Linked DNA regions of Homo sapiens: region 2 is linked to region 1. Evidence: read pairs that join two places in POLR2A ChIA-PET (ENCODE). Cell type or tissue: K562. All regions are shown on one strand. Links, peaks and the distances in the headings refer to the core of each region. The heading gives the core; the rest is flanking DNA.

Region 1 (2,905 bases), core at 264-2,763:
CAGGCGCCCACCACCACATCCAGCTAATTTTTGTATTTTTAGTAGAGACAGGGTTTCACCATGTTGATTGATCAGGCTGGTCTCGAACTCCTGACCTCGTGATCCACGTGCCTTGGCCTCCCAAAGTGCTGGGATTACAGGTGTGAGCCACCACGCCCGGCCTCGTTACTCTTGTATTTATTAACCACTGTTGTTTGACCAGGCCTTATGGGTGCTTTACCCATATTTCCTGCGATCTTTGTAACAGCACAATGAAGGTAGGTATTGTAATGATCTAGATTTTCCAAATGGGGGAATTGAGGCTCAGAGAGGTAAAGCAACCTTTCCAGATTCACACAACCAGCGAGTGGCAGAGTGCATAGCTCCAGAGCCCATGTCCTTGACCACCAGACCGTACTGCCTCTGTCAAATAGCTGACTTAGTAGAGCACTAATAAGTAGCCATTAATTGTACATAAAAATGATTTTCTGTGGACTGACACTTTATTTGCTCATAAAAATGAAGGAAGAACTTCCATTTTGAATCAAGTCCTGGTCTATCAGGAGGTCCACAGGCCATTGCTGTGCTGAGGATGTTATTAAGGAAAGCACACAGCTAGGGTAAATTAAGGGAAGAGGCTTTTTTATTTCTCTTTGGGATAATATGTTAATTTCACATATTCTAGATATTTTGTATTTGTTGTGATTTAATGGTCATAAAAAAAGTATTTTTTCCTTTTCACCTCAGACGACTCAGAGCTGATGTTTGTGTGGAGAAGCACTCATTCCACCTCCTTAGAGAAAGCTGCTGTGAGAACAAGGCACCCTGACTCTGTAGAGGGAGGAGAGAAACTTTGGCTTAGAAACACAATCAGTGGAAATGTAATGGGTCATCTTTTGCTAAATCCAACCCATTTTCTGATTTCTTTTTCTTGCTAGGGGCAACACCCTCCACTAAAGAGTCAAGCCAGCCGGACGCATTCTCATCTGGTGGGGGAAGCAAACCTTCTTATGAGGCCATTCCTGAAAGCTCACCTCCCTCAGGAATCACATCCGCATCAAACACCACCCCAGGAGAACCTGCCGCATCTAGCAGCAGACCTGTGGCACCTTCTGGAACTGCTCTTTCCACCACCTCTAGTAAGCTGGAAACCCCACCGTCCAAGCTGGGAGAGCTTCTGTTTCCAAGTTCTTTGGCTGGAGAGACTCTGGGAAGTTTTTCAGGACTGCGGGTTGGCCAAGCAGATGATTCTACAAAACCAACCAATAAGGCTTCATCCACAAGCCTAACTAGTACCCAGCCAACCAAGACGTCAGGCGTGCCCTCAGGGTTTAATTTTACTGCCCCCCCGGTGTTAGGGAAGCACACGGAGCCCCCTGTGACATCCTCTGCAACCACCACCTCAGTAGCACCACCAGCAGCCACCAGCACTTCCTCAACTGCCGTTTTTGGCAGTCTGCCAGTCACCAGTGCAGGATCCTCTGGGGTCATCAGTTTTGGTGGGACATCTCTAAGTGCTGGCAAGACTAGTTTTTCATTTGGAAGCCAACAGACCAATAGCACAGTGCCCCCATCTGCCCCACCACCAACTACAGCTGCCACTCCCCTTCCAACATCATTCCCCACATTGTCATTTGGTAGCCTCCTGAGTTCAGCAACTACCCCCTCCCTGCCTATGTCCGCTGGCAGAAGCACAGAAGAGGCCACTTCATCAGCTTTGCCTGAGAAGCCAGGTGACAGTGAGGTCTCAGCATCAGCAGCCTCACTTCTAGAGGAGCAACAGTCAGCCCAGCTTCCCCAGGCTCCTCCGCAAACTTCTGACTCTGTTAAAAAAGAACCTGTTCTTGCCCAGCCTGCAGTCAGCAACTCTGGCACTGCAGCATCTAGTACTAGTCTTGTAGCACTTTCTGCAGAGGCTACCCCAGCCACCACGGGGGTCCCTGATGCCAGGACGGAGGCAGTACCACCTGCTTCCTCCTTTTCTGTGCCTGGGCAGACTGCTGTCACAGCAGCTGCTATCTCAAGTGCAGGCCCTGTGGCCGTCGAAACATCAAGTACCCCCATAGCCTCCAGCACCACGTCCATTGTTGCTCCCGGCCCATCTGCAGAGGCAGCAGCATTTGGTACCGTCACTTCTGGCTCATCCGTCTTTGCTCAGCCTCCTGCTGCCAGTTCTAGCTCAGCTTTCAACCAGCTCACCAACAACACAGCCACTGCCCCCTCTGCCACGCCCGTGTTTGGGCAAGTGGCAGCCAGCACCGCACCAAGTCTGTTTGGGCAGCAGACTGGTAGCACAGCCAGCACAGCAGCTGCCACACCACAGGTCAGCAGCTCAGGGTTTAGCAGCCCAGCTTTTGGTACCACAGCCCCAGGGGTCTTTGGACAGACAACCTTCGGGCAGGCCTCAGTCTTTGGGCAGTCGGCGAGCAGTGCTGCAAGTGTCTTTTCCTTCAGTCAGCCTGGGTTCAGTTCCGTGCCTGCCTTCGGTCAGCCTGCTTCCTCCACTCCCACATCCACCAGTGGAAGTGTCTTTGGTGCCGCCTCAAGTACCAGTAGCTCCAGTTCCTTCTCATTTGGACAGTCTTCTCCCAACACAGGAGGGGGGCTGTTTGGCCAAAGCAACGCTCCTGCTTTTGGGCAGAGTCCTGGCTTTGGACAGGGAGGCTCTGTCTTTGGTGGTACCTCAGCTGCCACCACAACAGCAGCAACCTCTGGGTTCAGCTTTTGCCAAGCTTCAGGTAAGAATTTGTGGAAGCTTTTTACTTGTTTCCCTCTCTGCTATTTGAAACATTAGCAACAGACCCCTATTACTTTTGTAATTAAAGGGGAGACTCAAAACCCAAAAATAATCTGTAGGTTAAAGAAGACAGCTTGGAGCACATGTGGTCTCAGGAACTTGTTTGGCCTAATTGGCTGGATCTGTTAC
Region 2 (2,905 bases), core at 138-2,637, 90 kb before region 1:
CCTCCTCAGTACTGTGCAGGGAGGGAGCCGCAGCTACAGAGGATTTCATGTTCCCAGCACAGCTGCTTGCTGGCTCTGCTGTTTCAGGCAAGTTAGTTAACCTGAGTCTCAACTCCTCCACTCATCCTGCACATGTTTATTGAGCGTCTGCTATGTGGAACCTACATTCTAGCCGGGGAGGCAGAGAGGGTGTAGTAACCTCAGTAAGCAGTGGCAGTGGAAATCATGTTTGGAGGTGACCCATCCTAAGGAGCTGGATAAGGGCGATTGGAAGTCGGGGCAGCTGAAGTGGGCAGGCAGCAGTATAAAACAGGGTGGACAGGGCTGGGCATGGTGGCTCACACCTATAATCCTAGCACTTTGGGAGGCCGAGGCAGGCAGATCACTTGAGCCCAGGAGTTTAAGACCAGCCTGGGCAACAGAGGGAGACCCCATCTCTACAAAAAATACAAACATTAGCTGGGTGTGGTGGCATACACCCGTAGTTCTAGCTGCTCTGGAGGGCTGAGGTGGGAGGATTGTTTGAGCCCAGGCAGGTCGAGGCTGCAGTGAGCTGTGATCGTGCCAACAAAGAATAAATAGGGTCGGCCGCATTGAGAAGGTGACATTCGGCCGCATTGAGAAGGTGACATTGAGGCTGGGTGTGGTGGCTCACGCCTGTGATGCCAGGAATTTGGGAGGCCGAGGCAGTCGGATCACCTGAGGTCAGGAATTTGAGACCGAACTGCTCCATATGGTGAAACCGCATCTCTACTAAAACAAAAATTAGCTGGACGTGTTGGTGCGCACCTGTAGTCCCAGCTACTGGGGAGGCTGAGGCAGGAGAATTGCTTGAACTCGGGAGGGGGAAGTTGCAGTGAGCTGAGATCGCGCCACTGCACTCCAGCCTGGCGACAGAGTGAGACTCCGTCCCAAAAAACAAAAATAAAACAAAACAAAAAAGACAAGGTGACATTGAGCAAAGGCTTGAAGTTGGTGAGGGAGAGAACCACGCAGATCTGTGGACTCCAGGCAGGGTGCACAGCTAGTGCAGGGTGCAGCCCAGGGCAATCTTCCCAACCACTGCTGCCGTTCATGCTGTGCACGTGGCCTTGCTCTTCATCCCTGCCTGGTTGGTCTGTGTCTGTCTGTGTGCAATTTGTCTCTAAGGCCAGGGACCATGTCCTTCCACTTGCACCCATCCACCTACAGAGTGGCCCAAGTAAAACTGGATCTCTAGGGCTGGTCGGTCCAGGCTGAGGCAGGATTTCTGGTCAACCAGACCCCAGGGGCTGGGACAGCCCCTCCAAATCTCTCCCCAGAGGTTCCCAGATGTTGGTGCTCTTGTGCCTCCCCAGGAAGGTTCTCTAGTTCTTGGTAAAGTGAAGGAAATGCAGGGTCACTGTGGTGAGTTGGACCTAGGCTGAATGGATTCCATTTAAACATTCAGAGATGGTGAACTTCCTACTTTTATGAAATGTTCTTTTCTGAACTCATGGCAACAGTCAATGGCCATTGTTTAAAAAGTCTTTACTTGGCAAAATAAAAAGTTGGCACTCGTATATTAGTGCGCCCCTCTGCCCCGCCTTTAAAAATGTTTCATGTCTGCGTGACCCCAAAGTCTGGGAATCACTGATCTAATATGTCCCTTCACTGGGCAGATATGGGATCTGGGACCCTGGGAGGTGCCTGGTTTGCTCACAGTCACAGACAAAAGTTAATTGTCCTCCTTTTGGGCAGAGGATGGGGTGAGGGAGCAGTGCCGAAGAGCTATGAGAGGGAGCCAAGAGGAAAGGAAGTCCTCGACAGAGCCAACTAGGAGGAGGGCGGCCTCCCAGGCTGCCGAAGAAGGATCCAGCGTCAGCTAAGTGGAGGCGGGGCCGTGCCCAGTGCATTGCAATGAGGCCTGGAGTGAGGCTGTGGCCAAGCCAGCAAGACCCCATAGGCCCTGGGACTGCCCTCTGCCCAGGTGCAGGAGGACACAGGTCCTGGAGTCAGATAGACCCAGGTTCGAAACCAACCTTCCTTAGCTGTCTGTGAACCTTTTTTTTTTTTTTTTTTTTTTTGAGATGGAGTCTGTGGCCCGGGCTGGAATGCAGTGGCACAATCTCGGCTCCCGGCAACCTCCACTTCCCAGGTGCAAGTGATTCTCCTGCCTCAGCCTCCCAAGTAGCTGGGATTACAGGCACACGCCCCCATGCCCGGCTAATTTTTGGACTTTTAGTAGAGACAGGGTTTCACCATGTTGGCCAGGCTGTTCTTGAGCTCCTGACCTCAAGGGATTTGCTCACCTCGGCCTCCCAAAGTGCTGGGATTACAGACGTGAGCCACTCACTGCGTTTGGCCTGTCTATGGACTTTAGATGTGGTATTTAACCCCTCTCATCCTCATGTTTTAACTTGTAAAATGGGAATAATAGTGGCTGTGAGGATTTAGTGAGATAGCACAGTGTCTGCTACAGCCAATGTTTTACCAAAAGCTACAGGACAGCCAGACCCCTCTCCCAACCCAGTGAGGGAAGCCCTGTTGCCAGGTAGGTTTCTCCTGTGGTCAAGGGGTGCTGAGTTAATGTGGAGAAATTTGAGCCATAGAAGAGGCCATATTCTGCCTCATACTCATAATCTTATCTGTTGCTCATTGAGAGCTGAACTATGAGCCCAGTGCCCAAGGAGTGGGTACTATTGAACCTATTTTAGAGCTAGTAAAAAGGGAGACTGAGATCCAAACCCAGATTGCTTTATAGTCAGTTAGTTCTTGTCATCCTCTATTCTGCTTGAAGCCTCTTAGGAGTTTGCAACAATAGACTAGGAAGGTAGTGAGTTCTCTGTCCTAAGAGATATGTAAGAACAGACTTGGCCATCATGTATTAGGAAGTAGGTCAAGTGATTAATGTGGGTGACATTGCACATCATTTTAAACACCAGCT

What was found. ChIA-PET counts read pairs that join two places held together with the same protein. Peaks named below come from ENCODE experiments on the same cell type or tissue, not always from the same donor. Only the 100,000 strongest peaks of a DNase experiment are listed, where the experiment ranks them.
Region 2: POLR2A ChIA-PET joins it to region 1 with 5 read pairs; 4 of 35 experiments call an interaction of 5 or more read pairs at or near these places.

Annotation. Positions count from the first base shown.
Region 1 is chr9:131,196,299-131,199,203 of GRCh38, forward strand. NUP214 (nucleoporin 214) reads left to right here. Exons shown (of 36, transcript NM_005085.4): 29 at 918-2,717. Among named protein-coding and RNA genes, the nearest start is that of NUP214, 72 kb to the left of the region's middle. In K562, for the core only: no CTCF peak of the experiment used is centred there; a DNase peak (open chromatin) is centred at 1,400.
Region 2 is chr9:131,106,179-131,109,083 of GRCh38, forward strand. The region is part of intron 2 of AIF1L (allograft inflammatory factor 1 like); the gene reads left to right. Among named protein-coding and RNA genes, the nearest start is that of AIF1L, 11 kb to the left of the region's middle. RefSeq lists an enhancer at 1,996-2,495. In K562, for the core only: no CTCF peak of the experiment used is centred there; a DNase peak (open chromatin) is centred at 1,092; H3K27me3 peaks cover 2,500 bases.